Regions from separate parts of the Mus musculus genome. Here region 1 is linked to region 2. The links are chromatin loops, found by intact Hi-C in ENCODE. Cell type or tissue: left cerebral cortex. All regions are shown on one strand. Each heading gives the region's core, and the rest is flanking DNA. Links, peaks and the distances in the headings are about the cores only.

Region 1 (11,948 bases), core at 2,248-10,247, 310 kb before region 2:
AACACTACTCTATGGTAGAATACTAGCTGTGAATACTAGCACTGTGATAGAATACTAGCTATGTGATAGAATACTAGCCATGTGACAGAATACTAGCCATGTGACAGAATACTAGCCATGTGACAGAATACTAGTCATGTGACAGAATACTAGCCATGTGACAGAATACTAGCCATGTGACAGAATACTAGTCATGTGACAGAATGCTAGTCATGTGACAGAATACTAGTCATGTGACAGAATACTAGCCATGTGACAGAATACTAGTCATGTGACAGAATACCAGCCATGTGGATAGAATACCAGCCATGTGACAGAACACCAGTCATGTGACAGAATACTAGCCATGTGACAGAATACCAGTCATGTGACAGAATACCAGCAAGCCATGTGATAGAATTATCAGGTATGGTGTGTACATTGAGGGGACTATGACGACAGTAACGTACCATGCATTTAAAAAAGATGGAAGGGAAGACAATGAAAGATACTCTTGTAAAGACATGGCCAGCCTCTGAGGAGATAAGTTGTATTTAGCCAGATTTAAACATCACATGACACATACAAGTATTATAACATCACATGGCTCCTGATTAATAGGTAAAAGTTTTAAGTTTTTATGTAACAGTTTAAGTCAGGTATAAATAAAATAAATAATTGGGATAAAAAGCAAAAAATGTGTTCAAATTACTAATTATTAAGGAGATGGTCACAGTGAGAGTTTATGCTATTTAAGATGACTATCACCAAAAGGTCAAACAACTAACAAATGTGGGCAAGAACACAGAAAAGTGGGAAATTTGTAGAAATAGATACTAGTACAACCCTGTGGAAAATAGTGTAGGGGGTTCTCAGACCTCTGATAATACACCTACCACATGCACAGACACAAAGCAAAGACACTCAGTATATCAAAGACATGCTTGCTTTCCCATGTTTATCCTTGCCATATCTGCAAGACACAGAGTCAACTACGATATCCAGTGGCGAAGAACAGATAAAAAGTTGATCTGTATACACAAAGGAATATCATTTAAGTGTGGGCAAGGATTAAACCCTTCATTAATGGCTACATGGATGGGTATTGCATTAAGTAAAATAAACCAGACAGAGAAAGATGATATTGCATGTTCACACCAACTTGTGGCAGCTGAAGACATGGCTCCATTTCTTCATGCTGGAACCTTCAGACCCTTCCCTAGCTGTTTTCAAGTGTGTGGTTAGTTGTTGTCACCGTCTTAACTATACACGATGATTAATCTGTCAAACAAAGTATCTTCAGGAGAACAGCAACCCTCTAGAAGACTAAGAAACCTTGCTTTTAGTCATTTTTGTGGGTGTAATTGGAGTTCTTTCAAGGCATCCTGAGGATCACTCACACATAGCCTTTGATTGGCAGGAGAGAGGTTACACTGTTTGAAGCTTGGAGAGGACCAAATGATGCAATGAGTTGGAACCGGAGCGGTTCACTGTGGCTCAGAGTGATGATCACTTGTGAGCTTATTGAGGTGCCAGCACCAAACTCCGTCTCTATTCGTCTCTGGATCAGCAAAGATTTAAAAACAGGTTTCCTCTACTTTCATGCCCCCTTAAATAATTCAGGCATCCACACCTAACTCTTTGCGTAAGTAGCTCAGACATTGCTTTAGTAGGCTGTTTCAAAATCTACTCTCTCTTTGCTGAAAAAAAAATCTAGTCAGTCATTACTGTTTGGTAGGAGACAGGCATGGAAAAATACAGTTAGTATTTTAAACAGTTGTGTTAATAGTCAAAATTTAAAAGTCAACTTGGGACAAACTGAGGGTTATTTTTTTGTTTTGTTTTGTTTAATCATTACTGTTGAAGAGAGATAATTATCTTTCTCCAACAAGATTTAAAATTCTAGGGAGACAGGGAGGACTCCTAATCTTTTGGTTAACAAACAAACCCATGGGACTTGGCAAAGCATCAAACAGAGAGGCCCCTGTTGGTGGTTACCAGGTAACACTCTGGAAGCTAATCCACTCCTGTTCTAAATCTACTTGTTTTGTGAGGGCTGCTTCTGTTCTGGCAATGGGTGCCAAGGTGAGAGAGAGGATGTGAGTACCAAGCGTACCGAGATGAGAGATCTCTCAGCTGAAGGGGCTGAGCATCTATTAACGTAGCAGAAATAATGGTTAGTAGTTTAGGAGCGCATAGCCATCAATAATGGAGGCTGTCAGGTCTCAGTCAATGATCTCTTATTAACAATTCTGTTTTACACAGGAGAGACAGCCCAGGAAGCTTCATTCAGCATTGACAAGGAGCTTTCTATGCCAGTAGAAACTGTATCCCCTCATGGATCTAAGAGCAAAACAGAAAGAGAAAGAAGAATGAAGAATGAATTGGCGATTTTACTGGGTGAGAGCAGTGCAGTATCCATCTTTACTGTGCTTTGGTGTTCATTTACTTAATAGGTAGAGCAGACCAGAGAAGTAAACAGTGAGACCACACATCACCCCTAAAATATTGTGGTCTTTAACTTAGAAGCTGGAAAAACAGGCTTGAATGGGAGCTGAGGAACCTCCTTGGTCGCCAAGATTAACTGGACAGTAAAGTCAGATACATCAATGTTTTAAAAATTCTTTAATCTATTTTGTCTCCCTGGGTAAAAAGATGTAAGCATTAACTTTTAACAAGCCTTCAGATGTTTTTCTATGATGCCTTCTGTATGAGAGGAGGCTTTTTGTTTGTTTGTTTGTTTGTTAAAGATCCTTACCAGGAGAGCATTAGTTCATTTTACTGTTATCACCTTCCTTGCCACGATGGATTGAACCTTTTGAAACCAACCCTTCATCCTCAGCATCTGTCTGTCTGTCTGTCTGTCAGTCAGGAGCCATTTTGCCTGCTTTTGTGAAAGCCTGCCTGTCAGGCAGAGTCGAGGCAGGCCAGGCTGTCTGTCTGTCTGTCTGGTATTTTATTCAGTGACTTAGAAGTAGCTAGCACAGTGGCTGTTAAAAAACACTAAATGAGCTGACTGCTTTATTTACTCTTTGGTAGAAACAAATCTAATTTCAAGCACAACAAATGAGCTAAATGATTTAAAGATGAACGAAAGTCTTTAGAGAAATGTAACAGCATCAATGTCTTTCTTTGTCTACATATCTGTATGTCTATCTATCATCTACCTACATATCTATCTGTCTGTCTGTCTAGCTATCTATCTACCTATCTATCTACCTACCTACCTATGGATTCCGTTGCAAGTTTCTGACTCTAATCCTGCCTGAAACCAAACCACTGTTATAAAGAAAACATTTATCAAAATTAGTTTTCCAAATTGTCAACAGAAGGATTTGTCTGTCTTGGGTGCTAAATACCATGCAAGGCTCATACGTGCACATGCATACAGTCATTTGTGCATGCGTAGGCATGTGCATGTGTCTCTAGTATATATGTACACACTTGCCTGCAGAGGCCAGAAGAGAGCATCAGCCGCCCCCCCCCCCCCCCCCCCCGAGCTGAGTTATAGGCATTTATGAGCTGCTCACTGTGGGTACTGGGACCTGAACTTTTGTTTTCTGCTAGAGCAGCTATGGACTCTAACAGCTGAGCCATCTCTTCAGCCTCACAAACCTTTTCTTTTATAAGTTATTTCATATATCTCATATTAACAAGGGACACATGAAGAATTTAACAAGTTTGTTCCTCTTTCCTTGACTCTAAGAGTGTACATTTCCTACCCACATGTCTGTCTTTGATATTGGTGAAGTGTTTCCTGTGGATTCTTTGTTTCTAGTGGGTGACTGATGGTCTTCAAGTCCCCTGCTATGGGGCAAGGTAGACAGGACCAAAAGGAATCCTAAGCCCAACTGATGTTCATTCCTGCTACTTTCTTCATTTGCATCATCCTTCGCCCTCCCCAGGTTTTCTAAGTAGAGCACTGTCACAGTGAAGAGGAGACTTTCTGAGACTGTTTCTCTAGTGAATCAGTTGCAAGGAACCTCCAGTCCTGGGTAAACCCCTCCCCAACATCTTCCTTACATCATTTGATGTACTCCTAGTACTTTTCTACAGTCTCTGGTTCTGTTCTCAGCCTCACGTGTCACAGAATCAGCCTTCTCCCTTCTTCCAGGGCGTGTCATTACCTTGCCTCTCATCATTGACACATCTAGAAGCTGTTACCCCAGAGTGTGAAATTCTATTGGATTCCATAGAAAACTCTTCTTGAGGGCTAGGAATGTGGCTCAACTGAGAACATTCCTACACCCCAGTGGCTCAACTGGGGTGTGCTTTCCTGGCGTGCACAGGCCTGGACTCCAAATCCAGCACCACATAGCCTAAGCGTGGTGGCACACATCTGTAATCCTGGTGGCACACATCTGTAATCCCAGCTCTTGGAGGGCGGGGGTGGAGGTGGGAAGATCAGGAACCTGCCCTGCAGTTGGCATTGCCTCAAAACAAAACAATCCAAAACAACCCCCCCCCAACTCCCTTCTATTAATCTGATAACAACATTCAAGTCACCTGATCACCCCATGAACACTTTTTGTACATGGTCTATTAATAATCAACACTGGAACCTTAACTAATAGGCTGGGGGATGTTTTATGATACACAGACCTTTTGAACATCTCCTATTCCTCTTCGAACACTAGCAAAGTTCACCAGCTTAATAGATTCTGCAGTGCAGAATGCATGAATGTGAGTATTGAAGGTAATTAGCTTGTTCTAGCCCTTGTCAGTCACAGGATGACTTATTTCACATTGAGTGTTCCTCCAAGACCCTTTCCTAACACCCGGAGGAAAAGCCACGGCAGTGATATCACAGGTGACTGGCTTTGCCTCTAAACATAACTTGACATTGTAAGTGGTGTTTTGTTTTTGTGTTTAAACATGCATGTGCTTTTTTATCTGTACCGGGCCCTGTTCTCAGTATCGACTCACTTAAAATTCAAAGCAGTGTTCTGAGAATAACACTAAGGCATTGCTGATCTCCCAGAAGGGAGCAGGTCACTGGGCAGTGGGTGGCCCAGCTGGGCCGCAAGCTCAATGCTGCTCACCTCTTCGTGCTCCGGACACCATGCTGCTAGGAGCAGGATGAATATACATTCCATTTGCATGTTTACATTCTTTTTAAAAATTTTTCCCTAAATCCCTTTTCATTTGTAAACAGTGTTTCAAAAGGGAAAAAAGAAAAAAGTCCCTCCGGACAATTTAAACAGAGAGGGAATGCATTGAGGAGATGTTGACCCATGACTCGGAAGTTCAAGATGAGGAAGTCAGGTGGGCAGTGTGCTCTGAATCTGTGGGAGTGGTTACTGCGTCTGTGTTACTGGACACAGCATGATAAAGCTTTCATTGCAGTGACAACTACATCACTGTTTCCATGGAAACCAGATGTTGATGCTGGTGTTATTGGTCTTGCTGCTTCTGATCTGAGTCTGAACTTATGCATCTGATTGGCTACCCAAGGTCACATGACTATCATACGCTACATTCCATTCTCATAGGAGATTGGAGAACACATATTTTGCTTCTCAGGGTTACAGAAGGAAACATAAGAGAACTGAACAACATGGGGCAGACTTATTTAATATGTGTATATCTGAGTTAGATACTAAACGTTATGCTGCTTGTACTGGCTGGTCGTCTTAGTCCTTCCTTTCTTCGTTTAAATTAGCAACATTATTGTCTTCTTAATTTCCTTATTTAGGAATAATATAGTTTCGTGTGATGGAAATTTCTCAAGACACGGGAGATGGTTCTACATTTAACATGAACAAAAGGGCTCATGTTTACAGTACTCCCTTCCCACAGTCTCCATATTGTCAAGCACAGATGCTGTGTCTAAATAAAGGGCTGATGCTGTGATGGTTTATATATGCTCGCCCCAGGGAGTGGCACTGTTAGAAGCTGTGGCCCTGTTGGAATAGGTGTATCACTGTGGGCTTTAAGACCCTCATCCTAGCTGCCTGGAAGTCAGTATTCTGCTAGCTGCCTTCAGATGAAGATGTATGTAGAACTCTCAGCTCTTCCTACACCATGCCTGCCTGGATGCTGCCATGTTCCTGCCTTGATGATAATGGACTGAACCTCTGAACCTGTAAACCAGCCCCAATTAAATGTTGTCCTTATAAGAGTTGCCTTGGTCATAGTGTCTTTTCACAGCAGTAAAATCCTAACTAAGATGGATGGTATCTAAAATGTACTCAGTTTATTAACCATTTCCCACGCAGTGCTTGGCTAAGGTCCTCAGCTGTATGGAGGATTTGAGGCACAATATAAATACCTTATTTATTGCAGTGGTATGTTGGGAGCCCTGCTTTTGCTTCTAATATTGACTCCAATTTTTATTTCTAGGACAATAAAAGGTGGAGATCTCATCCCTAATCCTAAGGACGTTTTGTTCTTGTTACTCGTTTCATCTGTATAGGAACACACTATTTATGAGACACAATGCTAGCAAGCCAAGAAATTTGTTATTAAAGCCCAGGTCCTGCTTTACTTTCTATTGATGTGATATAAAGAATGACCAAAAGCAGCTTGGGGGACAAAGGGTTTCTTTCAGTGGACAGTGAAGTCCATCACAAAGTGACGCCAGGACAGGAACCTGGAGGCAGGAACTGAAGCAGAGGCAATGGAGGCACACCGATTACTGGCTTGTTCCTCATGCCTTGCTCAGTCTCCTTTCTTACACAACCCAGAAACACCTACCTACTCAGATGGCACCACCCACAGTGTGCTGGGATCTCACACATCTACCATTCATCAAGAGAATACCCAAAGACCTGCCCACAGGCCAGTCTGATAGAGGCAAAATCGGAACTGTGGTTCCCTCCTCCCTGCTGACTCTAGCTCATGTTGAGCTGACACATACCGCCACAGCCCACTCTACTCAGCTGCTCCGTGGGCCACACTTGTCACGCCACTCTCTAAGAATACTTAAGGAAATCTTTTTGGCATCTTCTAGCTGCTTAGAACAGAATTTACTTCATATGGTGCTTCAGGTTTAAAGCATGAATGATGAGTTTACCCAAGTCAGGGAGAAAAAAAGCAAGTGACAAACTTTCATCTGGCTTATGAGAATCCCTTACTCTTCCAGTGTATATGTCATACATATGCCATTTTAAACAGTTAAGAATAACAATGTAAAGAAATGATTTAAAAAAAAAATACCACATGCAGTGTCTACAGAGGCCAGAAGAGGTCATTGGAGCCCATGAAACTGGAGTTACAGGTGGTTGTGAGTCACCCCGCTGGTGCTGACAACTGAACCCAGGTCATCTGCAAGAGCAGCCAGTGCTCATAGCCACTGAACCATCTTTCCAGCCACATTTAAAAAATATTTTAAGTAAAGTATCACCACAATCATTTAGTGTTTCTGTGCTGAATTGGCATGATAGAGAACTTTATCAGCATTGATTCAGTCCACAATCTTTGTTGGAAGAAATAACCACTTGATAAACAGTTCAAGGGCAAGTCTATAGAAAAGGGGCCCTTAAAAACTGGCTTTTCAAAGTATAGTGTTTTTATTATTAGAGAATTTCATACATGCATAAGCTATATTTTGAAACTATCACACATGGCTTCTATAATGCTGGATTGTGTTCTAGGCAAGCAGCTTACCAATTTAGCTACACTCCCAGGCCTCATAGTTAAAAAAAAAAAAAGAAATTCTAAATCTTGGTATGATTATACATACCCATAACCTTAACACTTGGAATGTAGAGACAAGGGATACAAAGTCAAGGATACCATTGACTGTATATTTAAGGCTAGCCTGATCTACAAGAGACCCTGTCTCAAAACAAAAAATCCAAAGCACCCATGACCTAGACAATTTGTGGGTTTTAACCATTTAAGGGCTCCATACTATCAATGCCTTTCCATAAAATAGATAAATAGCTTAAATTTTCATATGCTACATTTTATAAAATTATTATTGCTCCTTCCCCCTTTCATTATTTCTTGGGATAGTTTTGCTATATAGCCCAGGCTGATCTCTAACTTGTACTCTGCCTGCCTCTACCTACCAAATGCTAGGATTCTGGGCACGGTCCTCCATACAAATAGCACATAACACTTTCTAGGACTGATGACATAGCTTGGTGGTAGAAATGTGCAGAGTTTGCTAAAGACCCTGGGTTCCACCTGATTCGCTGAAGGTGTTTTAAAATTATGAAGTAAATTCACTCTTAGAGGACATTTAAATGACATTAAAATAGACTTTTTACACCCCGGGGTGATTTTTCAACTATTCTATTACTGATAGACGATTATGATTGCCTCCATATTTCTGTGAATACAAACGATTACCATAGCAGACATTTTTTGTGTGCATAGCTTAGAATACGTAAAGAGCTTGAGAGGTGTGTGTTAATGTTCTAATACAGTTGGAGCATGCCTTGAATATTTTATGCTCATTCATTCGTCTCTTGGATGTTTTGGTTCTGTTCTAAATCTTGCTAGTGTCTGTGTTTCTGTCTATAGTAGCAAGGCATAAATATTTCCCCCCCCCTCTGTCTTTCATCACAGAACAGGAGATGAGATTTAGAATCACGGTGTGCGTATTTGTAGCATTTACTACCCAGAGATGGACACGTGCATGCAAAACACTTCCTTCTCCTCCAACCTGGGGGAGAAAACACCATAAATGACAGGAAAGCGCCTCAGAGGTGCTTTTAGAGGAACAGGATACAGTCCCGGGTAAGAGGAAGTCGATCGTCCTCCCTGAGCTGAGAAGGACTCCCTCATATGTCCTTCCCCTGCCTCCAGTCCCGCCTTTGCCTTTTGTTCCTCACACACTCGTTCCTCATACACCGGTAAACTACAGCTTCCTGTGCTCCAGGTCTTGGCACAAGACCATGATTCAGATGCCGCCTTGACCGGCTTATGGACTGGTCTTCATAAAAGGTTCCTTCTGGTTATCTTCATTCTCTGTTCCTCTCACCATTGGCTGGAGCTCAAGGCTGGAGCTCACTCAACTCCTCGTCAGCTCCTTGCCACGCTCAGCCTGGCTATTCCTCCTGATTTTTTTTTTTTATACCGTTGTTTCACTTTTCAAAGGGAAAAAAATACACCTTTTTTTTTTTCAAGTGAAAATCCTTACTACTCCAGCCCCCACTGCCACTCTCAGATTATCTCAATCTGACCAATGTGAGATTGTTCTGTCTAATCCTAGTAACATGTGTGAGGTAGAAAAAAACCACTCATCTCATTTTCTGTAAGAAGAAGTTAAGGTACAGAGACAGTAAGTGACTTGTCTCCAATTACACAGGATATGAGTTCGAATCTGGAACCTAGTTTAGATAATCTGCCTAAATAGTCTTGTCTGATTTGTAGGCGATGCTACGGCTCATCCACCCGGCTCTGTCTTCTCTCTCGGCTATACTTGTCTAGCTAGATCTCTTTCAGTTAAAAGTAACAGAAGAAAATCAAATCAAACTGCATAAGGACAGAGAAAAGAAATTAAATGATTCATGAACCCTAAGACTTGCCCAGGACAGGGTAGGTGCCAGTTATAGCTTAATTTGGGAGCTCAAATGGGCCTAGGACAGGGCAGGTGTCAATCACAGCTTAATTTGGGATTTAGGCAGTTCCATGAGAAACCTGACTTACTCAAAAAGCCACCTGTCACACACAGACTTTATTCTCAGACTGTGTGTGCACGATGGCCCAAAGATTGGAGTGGTTCAAGTTCAGTTGCAAGAAGAGGGTTTGTTTTCAGAAAGCTCTCATTAAAGTTTTCTTAGTCACCGTTTTGGTATCAGCTTTGGGCAGAATGACAGAAAGATGAGTTCCCGAAGGAAGTTTAGCGTTGTTAGAAGAAGGCCAGTGGTGGCTCCTGTCAACAGTTGTCCCTGTGTTTCAACTCTAACTCCGGCTTCCTGGTTACACAGCCATACTTCCCTCAACAGTGTGAGACTCTGACAGAACCCTTGGTTTTTCTTGGATCCTCCACATTTGTGCTAGTTTAACTGTTGTCATGGGCGACTCGGCTGAATAGTTCTACGCCAACCTGACACAAAAGTCTTCTGAGACGAGAGTGCCTCAAAGGAGAAAAATGCATCCACACGATCATGTAGCAGGCAGGGCATTTTCTTAATAGTGATTGATGGGAGAGGGCCCAGTCCTTGTGGGTGGTGTCATCCCTAGGCTCGTTGTCCTGGGTTCTATAAGCAAGCGGGTTGAGCAAACCATGAGGGTTTGAGCAAGCCAGTAAGCAGCATCCTTCCATGGCCTCTGCATCAGCTCCTGCCTCTAGGTTCTTGCTCTGCTTGAGTTCCTGCCCTCTCTGCTTTTAATGATGAACTGTCCTATGACACTGTGAAGAAAATACGCTCTCTCCTTCCCAAGTTGCTTTGGTCATGGTGTTTCATCACAGCAACAGTCACCCTAATAAACACAGTGACCATCTAATAACATGGTTTTATACCCTTTGACCTCTTGGATATAAATGGCCCTTTATCTACCTTCACCAAAGTGTTAAGGATGTGAACATGCATGTTTCCTACCAAACCAGTGCCTTTTCGAGATAGATTGGATATGAGCCTCCCTTTATAGTGCCTACTGTAGCGCAGCTTCAAAATAAATGCATGCCTGCTGGATAATGTGCTAACTCCATACACCTTTCAGCACAACTTGTCACCCTGTGGTTGCAGCGGAGAAAACTGTCGAGTGGAAACTGGCAATGCAAATTAGTTTTGTCAATCTGAGAGGACTTAACTGAAAGCCTCTGCATCACCTTATTAGCGAGATTCCAGCCAATGGAGGGAGGAGAAGACAGGTTGAAGAAATGGTAGCCAAAAAAACTGAACTTGAAGGGGAGGCTTATTCGGGGTGACAGAGAGTAGGAGAGAAGCTGGGCTGTTAGAAATGTCACAGCATAATGTCCAGAGAACACGCCAGATTAGACGGTGATGAGGTTCACGCAGCAGTGGTCTGGAAATGAAGAAACACATTCCAGTGGAAGGTGAAGGTCACGAGAGTGAAGGTCATGATTCCAGTCGTCAAAAGGAACTGCTTCTGAACCCGGATAGACTTGAGTTGTTGCTTAGCTCCCTTAGCAAAATGCTTTGCAAAGAGCAAAATGAAAGAAAAAAAAATCAATTTCTCACTTAAAAACATTTTTAAGTGGGGGTAATGTTTACTGGCGAGGTTCTTTGAAGCCTGACACTGGGCTCAAAGTCCAATAAAAAAATTAGTTATCATTATTACCATAGAGTACATTGATGCGCGACAAGACTAGCGTCCTCAAGGCACTGTGAGGTCTCCTTAAAAGATGATGGAAGAAGCCGGGGTATCAAGAAAAACTGACATAGAAACAGAAGTCCTCCACCAATCACAGAGAAGTGGCCTAGAGAAGAGGGAGAGAAAGCAAAACCACTGCCTGGCAGAGTCTTGAGGCTGGGAGGAGATACATCTGTTAGTTGAAGACACCACACTTGGGAGCCAAACACTCAGCTCTCCCACCTCTGCTGAACAGCAAAGAGCCACCAAAAACTTGCAAATCCATTTTCTTAATCAGAAGGCTCACAGAGCATACTTACCAGTATTAAGTAGACTTCTATACAAGGAACCCCCTTGCACATTTAAATCTCTCTCCATCTTTCCCCTCACAAGGAATTTCTTTGCCCAATCAAGCACTGCTCATATTCCTATGAATTTATGTATTTTAGCCAAATATTTGTTATGAAAACCACATGATGCTAAGTGTGTTCATGGTACAGCAATGGTCAACAGGCACTTGGCTCTCTCTTGGCTTACAGTTGAGAAAAAGCTCTCTGAGAGGTTAGATACTCCATCTGGAGAGAGACACTAGGGAACTGTAGATTCAGACTTCTAACCCATGCCTTTCTTTTTTGTTATTACTATGTTGCTTGCTAACAACTGGCACAACAATGATTTTTTTCTAGAAATAAAAGTATATTGCTGTATTTAAAAACTGCAATGTAAAAACCAAATATGTTTCATGAACATTTAGTTAA
Region 2 (11,948 bases), core at 2,257-10,256:
TCCCTCCCTCCCTCCCTCCTCCCTCCCTCCCCATTCTCTTTCTGTGTGTGAGAGACCATAGTGTGTGTGTGTATATGTATGACCACAGTGTGTGACCAAAGTATGTGTGTGTGTTGGGCTGATAAATTTCTTGAAGGAGTTTAATTCTTTTAAGCTATGTCCTTATATTTAATTAGCAGAAACAGATAATGCACAATTGGCAGACTTAATGGATAGAATCTGGTGGCATACAGAATAAATATTTTAAAAACAAAACACCCCCCCCCCCACCCCGCGCGCGCGCCTTTCCTGAACCCTATCTAATCTAGATACTGGATTCCCAGCCTCTACTGTTCGGTGAGAGGCGAGGCAGGTCTTTCCACACACCCTTCACACCATCACTATCGCTCCCCTCCCCCATGGTCCTCCTCTTTAAGCTCCTGGTCTCTGGTCCTCATCCATAATCGGTTCTCCCGCCCGCCAGCCACCAGTACCCCCAAAACAGCAGCAGAAACAAGCTTTTAATTGTTTGCCCCAGCACTACTGCGTGTCCCCCATGCAATGGGCAACAAGTGTGATCAGGGCCACCGTGCAACCTGCTTGAGGGCTACTCTCTAGGGCTGACCCTCCTCTCTGGAAACTGTCTTAAGCTGCGCCAAACCAACACCCGAGGGAGGCAAACGCAAAAACCCCAGGCACCAGCGGAAAAGCGCAAGACGGAGCCAGGAATGTATGCGTGCTGGGGTTGAGGTCACCAAGCCCGAATCACATCCAACCCACAGAATGGAGAGGAAGATGAGAAGCTAGGGGACCTGCGTTGCCCTCCCGGGAGAGCGTGCGCGGGCCAGGATGGATGCCCAGGGTCTCACCTCCTGCAGTATAGCCGGGTCTCTCCCGCGAGGCGCTGGCAAGCATGAGGCATGCAGCATTCAAAATGTTTGTTTGTTTGTTTGTTTTAACACAGACTTGGTGCTTTTTTCTTTTCTTTCTCTCTCTCTCTCTGTTTTCTTTTCTTTTCTCTTTCTTTCCTTCTTTCCTTCTTTCTTTCTTTCTTTCTTTCCTCTTTTCTTTTTCTTTCTTTCTTTTTTTTTTCTTTTTTGTTTTTACCAACACGCCATTGTACTCACTCCTTATTCCAAGACGGGCTGCGCGCTCCGAGCTGCACGGGTAGGCATTTTCCCCGGCTTTGTTTTACAAGGTGGGGAGAGCGGGGCTGGAGGCGGGAGGGGTATAGAGGGGGGAGCGTGAGAAGAAACGAAATCGCCGGAAGGAGAGGACACCAGCGGTGGCAGGCTGGGCAGAGGGCGAGGCCGAGGCCAAGTTGGGATCGGACGACGACGCCCCCGCGCGCGATGGGTCACCCCGATTGCGTGGCCGCCTGGGGTCCCGCGCGGGCCCTGGGTGCGCTCGGCCCTTGGCTCCGTGCGCTCGGCCGGCGGCTGGGCTCTGCCCCGGGGCTCAGCGAGGGGGTGATCACTGCAGCCCGTGCGGCCGAGCACCCGGGTGTCTTTGTGCCGCGGCCCTGTGCAGCCCCTCTCCGCATGTCTTTGTGAGGCGCCCCGCCTGGCTCGAGCCCCGCCGGGCGCCCGCAAGGTGGGGGTGTGGCCCGGGGTGGCCCGCCTGGCCCGTAGCACCACTCTCCCCTCGCCTCGCCGCTCTTCCCTCCTTTCCGAACTCCCTCCTCCTGCTCCTGCGGTGTCCCCGCCCGGGCTCGCCTCCCCGCACACCCCTCCCAGCCCTATGCGCGTCCGCGTCGCCCCAGCTGCCAATGCGTCCTCCCCGCAGCGCCCTCGGCCTGCCTCCCGCTCGAGCCTCACCTGCACCCATCACCCAGCGTCCTCCTGCCACCTCTTGCTCTAGCTGTCATGCATGCGTCTTCCATGCCTTCCCGAATCCAGTCCGGGTGTCAAGAGAGACCCCAGATCTCTACAGGTGAGTATCTTCCTCGCTAGCGCCCCTCCACCAGGGTGGCACAGAGATACCATCCCGCTGCCTTGTGAGCCTCAGAGTGGGGACTGCAAGAGTATGGTGCCAGCTGTTCCAGGCTACACTGGGGAAGGGTTAAGCAATAGTCACAGCACTCTCAGGGCTGCTTGATTTGGGCCTGGAGTTCCTGAATCCGAAAGGAACTGTATGACTGAGTCAGGGGAGGATGGAGGGAAACAGACTACATTCTCTGGAACAACCTGCCATCCCATCCCAAGGCTGATGCTAAGGATGCTGAATGCTGTGGGCGTGGGCAGATTTTGTGGGGCTGGAAGACACCAGCCCTCAGGCTGAACTCGTTGGCCAGCCCCTCCCCAGCACTTGGAGAACCCCAGCTTGGGCGACTCTATCCAGACACCTTGGCTGCACTCTTGGCGACAAGAACTGATTTGGAACAGAAGTGGCCTAGAAAGGGCAGGAGATTGGATGGTGCCTTCACTCAACATGGAAGAACTTTAAAACTGCCGGCCCTCCCTCTCCAGCTTTGCCAGCAGGAACTCCCAGCTGACCTCCACCTTCTGCCCCCAGCACCTTGCACACAGTCAGTGTTTTCCCAGGGATCTGAAGGACGCCACAGACACAGCCTTGGCTGTAATGTGAACCTCTTAGGTCGTTTACAAGACTCTCCAACATCAATGATGGTTTTTTTTTGTACTTGTTGTTCTATTTCTGACTCTAGAATAGTCCCAGCACCTGTTCTGTCTGATGAAATAAAGCATCCATCTTGCTCCAATTTAAGCACGTTTTTCTTGACTCCTAGTCTCAAAAGTAACTTAAGTCATTTAAAAATATATGAGTCTGATCTCACTCCCAGACTTAGACCCTCCCAGAGCTTCTAGGTCATAGGTCATGCTGTTGCTTCATCTCATTGGCTCATTTCACTGCAGGCCTGTCTGGGCCCAACAGCCAGATTCTCCCAACACACACACATGCACACGCACATGCACACACACACACACACCTACTTTATAGGACTAAAGGATTACTTCAGTAGAATTCTGTGTACAGAATCTTCCTGTGTGCAAAAGTACTTGCCCAGGGGATTGATTTTAGGGGTTTGGCTCATACAACTCCTAAATCTTGCAAATCCCTCTGGAATCCCAGAGCAGTTACAGCCCACTGGAAGCTTGAGGTACAATTTCATTGACTCCAGGAAGTCTCTCTGGCTCCCGTGTGGGTGACGCCCACCTACGTGTCTAGAGTAATCTTGAGCTAACTCCACAGATAAAATGTCTTCACAGCAGTCCTGTCATTACAGACAAGCATTCGCCAAAAACTTCCATGCTGGGTGAGATTTCTGGAGAGTCCTAGTCCAGCATCTTACCACTTGTTCTTCCTGGTGTCATCTTTGTCACAGACTATCCTGTGGGCTCTGGGAGAGCTGACAACGGTCCTATAATACCCAGGACTAGGGAGGCGGCCAGGTTCAAGGAGGGCTGACAATGATAATATTAGCATTCTCCTCTCCCCCCCCCCAAAAAAAATTCTGAGCAAGGACACCCAACTCATATAGGGAATGGGGCAAATTCTCCAACTTGAAATCATGTTTCCTTATATGCCATTTTGCTGCCAGGATGAAATGACCCCAGACTATCCTTCCTTTCACTCAGTTTCTTTCCCTCCTTCCTTTCTTTGCTTTCTCTAATTTGTTACAAACCTCTGTACACTAGGAGATTGGTACCCCTGTGTATTTCTGTACACCATTGCTCCGTAGCTCCATGCCTCCATGCCTTCGTGTCTCCATGCCTCTGTGCATCCGTCCCTCCAGGGCTCCATGCCTCCATCTCTCCAGGGTTCCAAGCCTCTGTCCCTCCATGTCTCCATGTCTCTGTGGTTCCATGTCTCTGCCCCTCCATGCCTCTGTGCCTCCATGTCCTCATGGCTTCACAGCTCCATGGCTCCGTGGCCCCGTGCCCCTGTGCCACCCACACTTGAAGACTCTCAGTCTCACCACCAATCCCAGTACTGTGCTGCCATTCTCCCTGTCAGCTTGTTCATGTCCTATGTGTACAGGGTGCTTTGGTTGCTGTGTGGAGACCTGGGAGCAGGAGACCCGGATCATCCATTAAGAACATTTGCTGGTTTAGAAGCAGACTAAGTTCAGGTCCCAGCACCAAAATGGTGGCTCCCAATCATCTGTCACTCCAGTTCCAGGATTCCTGACACCCTCTTCTGACCCCCAAGGGAGCTGCACAAACCTGGTGCACATAAACACATGCAGGCCAACACTCACACACATTGCATTAAAAATATATCTCTTAAAACAGGAAACACAGACAGAAAGGAAAGAGTCTAAGCCACATCAAATAGCAATGAGATTTACTCTGAGGAGCTAGAAGCTAATCTTCACACATAATCGGAAGGGACTGTGGGAGTACCCAAGGCACCGCTGATTCTTCCCCCATTTCCATAGCAGTTCCACAGTCCCTCCTTCAACACACCTGCCTCTTTAAGGGACTTTGTATGATAAAGGCATGCATAGGGGTGTTTTAAATATGAGGAGGACCAGATCCTGTATCACTTAAACTAGAGGAACAAGAAAATGGGGCAGACTGTCCTGTTACCAACAATCATACCTTACACTCCATCCATACCGACCGCCCGACCGCACCAGGAGTGTAACTGAAGGGCAGCGGATTGCTTCCTCGTGGTTTGGTGCTAATTGACATGCCTTAATTTCTTTAATACCCAGGAAAATGCAGAATATGTAGCGACGACACTGGGCTCCCACCAAGCCTCCTCTGGTCTTTTCAGATTATGTGCAGTGCTCCAACTTGCAGCATGAATTCAGAAGTTCATTTTCATGTGAATTCTGCTTTTCTGATCCTAGCCTGCTCAAAATGCCCTAGTTTAGCGGGGGGGGGGAGGGGGGCACTTTAAGAAATGAGCATTCTTCTCCTCCTCCTTCTTCTTTTTTAAATCATTTTGACCACATCAAAAGAGATCTGTGAACGTCCTACATCCTCTGCTTCTGCATTGTGAGTGGGATGAAGTTCTTTATTTTTCAGATGATCAGCCTCTTGATCTATAGAGCAGGGAGAGTTCCCTGCACTCATAGGAGAGGATTGGAAGGGCCAGGGAGAGACACAGTATATACTGTATGTATATACTGTGTGCTCTGTATGTATATACTGTGTGTTCTGTATGTATAATATACTGTATGTATGTACTGTGTGTACTGTAAGTATGCACTGTGTGTATTAATGTATGCACACTGTATGTATGTACTGTATGCACACTGTATGTATGTACTATGTGTATGTGCTGTATGCACACTGTATGTACTGTCATCTTCCCGTTACTAGAATGGAACACTGAGGCCACTACCCTAGAAAGAAAAAGTGCTTCATCCAGTACAAAATCACACTGTCCATTTTTATGGGCCTCAGCACTGAGCAGGACCTCATGAAGACAGGACTGTCATAGCCAAACCACTTGCATAATAAGCAAGGAAGCCAAAGAGAACAACTGAGCAGCCTGTGTCTCGCCCCTTTGAGCCAAGCTTCCAATGACCTAACCATCTCCCGCCAGGCCCCACTACCCACAAGTCCACAGCACTTCCAGATACTGCTGTGCTGAGGACTTAGCCTTCTACACAGGAGCCTTTGGGAGGCATTCTAGATCCAAATACTGGCATCATTTATGTGTATTAATATGATAATTTACCCATTAGTCCAATCCCATAAACGAGGGAGCTACTGGTAAAGCCACACCACCAACAGATTCTGACTCCCTTAACATATTTTGTCATTTATTCAATCCTCTAGGTAACGGTCTTCTACAGTTGTGAGGAGGAATGAGGCATACTATCCAGTCGCTTACTGTGTGCCTGCTGCACACTGAGCCAGTGCTCTGTAGCCATAGGAAGGACCATGTGGTCTAAGGAGGGTAGATGCAAGTCATTAAGAAAGCTACAGGGCAGAAGTGATCATATATGTGAGGTGAACATGTATGTGAGGATGTAACAGATGTGAGGAAAGATCTTCCCCAACAGAAGAGCTAGCCGAAGGCCTGTGGTAGGAGGTGGCTGAGAGAATAGGGGAAGCTCGGGGAGCCTGGGCAGGTGGGGTGATTTGTTCTGTGACAGGAGAGGACAGAGGAGGCCTCTAAGAGGCAAGTATCAAATGCCAGTCAGACCTGAGCTGTACAACAACTTTAAGAAGGCAATCCTTGGAGGCTGGCAAGATGGCTCAGTGATTAACACCACTGACTGCTCTTCCAGAGGTCCTGAGTTCAATTCCCAGCAAACATATAGTGGTTCACAACCATCTCTAATGGGATCTGATCTCTCATCTGGTGTGCCTGAAGATAGCAACAATGTACTCATATACATAAAATAAATAAATAAATCTAACAAAAAGAAAAGAAAAGAAAAGAAAAGAAAAGAAAAGAAAAGAAAAGAAAAGAAAAGAAGAAAGCAATCCTTCAAGGCCAGTGTGTGTGTGTGTGTGTGTGTGTGTAGACTATGTGTGCTCAAAATTATAGTGTGTCCATCAGAAAGGGAGTTAGAAGCCACCAAGGAAAGGAGATAGATAGGCGGAGGGTCCATGCAAGCACTGTGTAGAAGCCACACCTCAATTTGAATGAGCACCACCTGGAGGGGCTGGTAGACCCCACAGGCTTCTCCCACATTCGGGATTCTGCTGCTTTGTGTCTTCTGAGAGATTTGGGAGCTGGCACCACAAGTCCTCAGGAGACAGTAATGCTATACTCCAAGAACTGCACTTTGGGAACCATTTGACAGGAGATGGGACCCAGGCTTAGTCTACCAGGATAATGCATGGTCACTGGGGCAGTTTTTGGCAGTGTTGAGAAAAATGTCTTGATGGTAACATACTAGCTGGCAGATCATGGTAGACACCAACCTATGTCCATATCAAATCTCAGCTTCAAAGTGTGACTTGCAAAGGCTTTGGTTTTCCCATTTTCAACACAGACTTTCTTTATTGGTGCCTCTTTTGTTTCTGAGATAAAACACCACCACCAGAAGCAACTTACTGAAGGGAGAGTTTATTTGGGCTTATGGTTTCAGGGGGTTAAAGTCCATCATGGCAGAGAAACGTGGCAGCGAGCAACAGATGTGGCACCTGGAGCTGGAAGCTGAGAGCCCACATCTTCAACCTCAGCAGGATGTAGAGACAGAGAAAATTAAAGCTAGCATACCAGTCTAAACTCAAAGCCTGCCCCAGTGACCTACTTCCTCCAACAAAGCTACAGTTAAACCTCCTCAAACAGCGCCACCTACTGGGAAACAAGTGTTCAGAAACTCAAGCCTATGGAAGGCTTTTCACAACAGCCTCCTGCATCTTCCCTGGTGGGTTTCAGTACCTGGTGGCTGTTCCACATAGGTAGGCCTTCTTGTGAAACCCGCATCACAGAGGCCCTTTGCCAGCGCAACAGCTTGCCTTTGCTTGAGACCACAGTGTCTGCTATGTGGACTATGGTTCCAGAAGGGGACGACCCGGTCTGTCCTCTGAGATTTCACAAGCAAATAGACAATGTGAGGAGTGACTCCCTGAAGACATGTTCTGCTGTGCTCAGAAAGCAAAGCTGCTGATGTCCCCACCTACGGAAGTTCCTCTCCTTACATCTTTTTGTGTCTGCAACTGAATGAGCAAATGTGAAACTCGCCTAAGGCCATATGCTAGACTTATGGAAGATTTAACATTGTATTACCCTAGGCCATATTTATTATAGAAGAAAATCCTAAAATACAGGCAGTGCCTTTCTATCAGATTCAAAATTGGGTAGACTGCTCAAGGATTTTCTATATTTCCTAACATATGAGCTGGGGCACTTAGACTCCATGAGTGGCCTTTCAGCCACTTCTCCCCAGGGCCTTGCACCAACGGCCTCTTCTCCACAAAGGATTGGTCCCTTTCCACACTGCAACAGCATGAAACTTTTGAAAGTAAAATGTGGTGATGTTGAAACCCCCGGACACTCTTCTTTCCTGGAGTCTCCAGCATTTAAGTCACAGTGACCCAGGGCCAGGCATATCCTTGACTTATCAAAAAGAAAGAGGAGGAGGAAGATGGAGAAGAGAGGGGATGTTTTTGAAGGGGGAGGGGGAGGAGGGAGCAGAGGAAGGTGAGTGGCGAAGAGAAGAGAGAGAAAATGAAGAGGGAGGCAGCACAGATAACCTGCCCCAAGGGCCCTCAGTGTACTGAAGACCCTGTGTGGTTTAATCAGCATAAGAACCATGAGTCGAACAGCAGGGTTCTCAGCATTAGAGAAGCCAAGTAACTTCCCTGAACAACATGGGCTGGTGAGAGCATCATGAGCTACAGAGGCCATGCTCCATGGCTCTTAGTTCAGCCAACCAGCTGAATTCCAGCTTTTCTGAGTGTGTCCTACCCACATCTCCCCTGGATGCCTTCACACACAACAGTTCTCCCAGTGTGTAGACTGTGCCTGCCCTCTTTCCTACCCAATACAACTTACAATCACCCATCAGACCTTAGCTAAAACACCCCACCCTCTTCAGAAAAGCCCACTACCTCCCAGGCACGTTCAGCCAACTGGCCCCAACATAGCATCTTAAACCGCAGCCCTTGCACCCCTTCCTTGCTACTTCACTGACATTAAATATTTATTCAGACTGTCTTTTGTTACTAGCAAAAAAAAAAAAAAAAAAAAAAACTGTGGGTGGTTAAAAACAATAGATCTTTGCAGCCCAAAGATCAGAAATCAAGGTGTCCCAAGGCCTTGCTTCCTCACACCTCCCCAGGGTAAGTTCTGTCAAATGCCAGCTCCTGCACTTGGCTAAAATCCATGGTGATTCTTGGCCTGGAGACTGCACACCCGTGCCCTGGGCACTGTATACTGGTCTTCCTTCATAGCATATGTGCCCTCTGAGTGGTCAACTTCCAGATCCACACTTTCCGCTTTTAAAGAATACCAGAAGTAGCTCAGGCTACTCTAATGACTCCTCTTAACTGCTTCTGCAAAGACCAGATTTGCCAGTGAGGTCATATTCCAAGTGCTGCTGATATTAAGATTTTATTTATTTTCCCCCAAAATTTATTGTGGAGAAATACAATTCAGCCTATAACAGTGCCTGCAAGACTCCATAAATAAAGAGGCCTTGGCAGCTTGGTCCACTGCACAATGGCTAACACATAATAAGTACAAAAATCTATGCCTAGCCCATGAGATGAAGCCATAAGAGGCATGACTGATTGAGAGCTCAGGCGTCAGTCAGGAGTCTGAACCTCAAAGCCCACAGCATCACAGAGGTACCAAGTGCACATGAAGTGCGCATCAGGAGTGGAGCAAACATTTCCGTCAGCTTTAATTGCTTCCTGCCAGAAGGAAACGCTGGCCCCATGTCTGAGACCTACCAATAGTTTAGAAGCCAGATTTTCAAATTATTTTAGAAATTTTTCTAATTTTCAAATTGAGTAAAAACAGATTTCGAAAATGGACAATTACTGGAAAACAAAACAAAATAAAATAAAAGTGTCTACAGGCTAAACATGGTCATGAGGCCTCCTGACCACAGGCTTTATGTCAGCACCGCTTCAGATACCCTGGGGGGGGGGGTAACAATAAAATGTGATCATTCTATGAGTTTGTATGTGTTGAAGAGTCTCATTTGACTGCTTTCTCACAGGGCTAGTACCTCAAAGGATCTCCCTTCTCTAGTCTAAAATTCAAGGGTTGTAAGGAAAAAACACAGAGCCTTCAAAGTAAGTGATAGTTTGCTATGGTGTTTGAAAAAAAAATCACCGTTAGGCCCAAAAATTCTTAATAAACACAGATAGTACACGATCTTGCACTGTATAGACAGCCCACCCTCAAGTCACCTCATTCCTGATTGGTTCCCTCACTGTTACTACCAGTTAGGTCACTGAGGTCATGAGCCTCCTCTGACTGTGACAAATGCCAGAGATAAGTCAGCCTATGAAGAGATAAGGTTTACTTTTGGCTCCAGCACTGGAAGGCTTCCGTCTCCTACAGATTGGATTTTTTTACTCTGAGCCATTGAGAGCGCACTGTAGTCGCAATGCACGCAAAGGGAATCCATTCACCCCACAGAGGGAATCAGAAGACAGAAACAGGTTTGACCCTTCCAACCCGTGCAATACATGCCTCTAAAAGACAGAAGACCTCCATGAGTGTTCCGCCATCTCTAAACAGCAGGGAGCCAGGATTTCTTTCGTGAGTGTGGTGGGGTGGGGCTGATATGGATAGTTATTAAACTAAGTTAAAATGTCCAGGTCTGAGCATGAGCAGTCATTGTCTATGGGATCAGCCTTCAAGTCCGACAGTTGCGCCTTCTCAAACACCACCTACTGAGACAAATTAAGAGAAGCAGAAAGCCACCAAAACCACGTGCCTCAGCATTCCCTCAAGGATCAAGGTCATCCACTTACTCCTTCTGCAGGTTCCCGAATTCATCTCCCGTCTCGAAAACGATGAGCAGGCCCTTCCCTGGTGAAGTTGCCTCCTCCCTTATATTTTTCTCCCAAGTTCCCGCTTAATCCCTGTGCACCTTTCCCACACAGATGTTCATGACAGAGCTGTATAGCCAGACCTATGGCTGCCTGCTTTGGGAGCCAACGGAAGAAGGCTAGTTACCCTGGAAAGTTCTCCTATTGCTTCTACACTCTTCAGGGAGATGGTTTGTGAAGGGAAGAAGGTTTGGTGATATAGAGGGCACCCTGACCTCCCCTAAGCAGCCACTCAAACTGGAAAGCTTCTCACTGGTCCTTCCCACAGTCTTGCCTTTGTGGGCCAGTAGACATGATTTGGTAATAAGCAGTTAAGAGTGTTGACTCCAGGTAGTCACAAGCTTTTCTCAATCCATGTGAGAATCACAAGATGTGTCAACATCACACTCAAACTAACACAGCCAATTATGCAGATATGCTTATGAAGTGTCTCAGCACCCACTAGAAGGCTACTTGGACCAACACAGCAATTTCTATATTACAAAATCCCAGAACCATGACAGAAGCAAGAGCCATCTCAAGGAAGGTGTAGTTTGAGCCTCAGGTTCCTGTGACATATACTTCTTGAAACATTAGGAGATGAAAAACCCGTTTCAAAACTTTAGGTTAGACTGTTTATTTAGATTTCTTGAAACATCCAACTCACTACACATTATGAATAAACTTTTTTTGTGAAATTTTCTGTGAGCTTATCTCTGGTGAACTTGGTCACATTTATTATGTCTAGATTTCCATCCAGGTCTAGTCACTTCTCACCTATGCCTTAGTTTTCTTGTTTGATGAAGGGAAATGAAATAGTTAGCATCGTCAGTACGTCAATGAGCCTGAGAGAGGACACATGTGAAGATGTGCTTGGAATAGTGACTGAACTATTGCAAGAACCTGGTAAGGAGCAGCCAGCCAGTGACGGTCACTGGCAGCCATGATCCAAGAAAGGACAAACTCATCCGTGTTGTGGAGAAAAGAGGACTGTTAAGCCCCATCCACTTCTCCCTGGTGTGAAACCCTTAGCAGGAGGCAGCAAATGGGTGGGTGGGTATCAGTCAGCATTATCAGAAAGGATGTGGGTGGGCTGCAGGGGGCTCTCAGAAATAGACAGAACAGACCTAGAAATGGTCACCCCAGCATCTACCATGCACTCAATAAAATTTCTCTTTGCTGTGTCCCCCAGAGTTTGAGCCGTATTTCTCTGAGATGCACCTTACACACTGTGTTCAGTTTCTTTTCAGTGTCCTTGGAAATCACAGTTGCTCTATAATCTCTGGCTTTGACAGAAGTCCTCTTTTTCTTCATATTAAAGTCATCCTCTGGACACAGGTAAAAATATTTTCCACAAGCTGGGTTCTGGTTAAAATAAAATTTAACTATAGTTTGCTGGTTGCTAAGAGAACCAGTGTATGTGATAAAATATAAACACGGTAAGGACCCTGGAGAGGGTCTGGGCTCATAGCCAGCAGGTGTGCAATGCCCCTAGCACTGTGACTCATATGGTGAACAGGTTTACCAGGAATCTCACTCCTGTCCTTA

What was found. Hi-C counts contacts between places; a loop is a spot of excess contacts. Peaks named below come from ENCODE experiments on the same cell type or tissue, not always from the same donor. Only the 100,000 strongest peaks of a DNase experiment are listed, where the experiment ranks them.
Region 1: a loop joins it to region 2, with 2.9 times the contacts of the local background. A loop is called at or near these places in 9 of 42 quality-filtered maps.

The regions. Positions count from the first base shown.
Region 1 is chr1:189,032,747-189,044,694 of GRCm38, forward strand. Gm36561 (a long non-coding RNA gene) reads left to right here and starts at 2,013. Exons shown (of 3, transcript XR_373831.3): 1 at 2,013-2,155; 2 at 2,245-2,379; 3 at 5,675-6,098. In left cerebral cortex, for the core only: a CTCF peak has its summit at 7,176 (motif pointing right); DNase peaks (open chromatin) are centred at 4,068 and 6,786; H3K27ac peaks cover 677 bases.
Region 2 is chr1:189,342,195-189,354,142 of GRCm38, forward strand. It overlaps A430027H14Rik (RIKEN cDNA A430027H14 gene), which reads left to right and starts at 857. Exons shown (of 3, transcript NR_165462.1): 1 at 857-1,146; 2 at 1,765-1,911; 3 at 2,273-2,698. Kcnk2 (potassium channel, subfamily K, member 2) reads right to left here and starts at 1,159. Exons shown (of 7, transcript NM_001159850.1): 1 at 849-1,159. The coding sequence starts at 894. In left cerebral cortex, for the core only: a CTCF peak has its summit at 7,211 (motif pointing left); DNase peaks (open chromatin) are centred at 2,615 and 3,161; H3K4me3 peaks cover 137 bases; H3K27ac peaks cover 464 bases.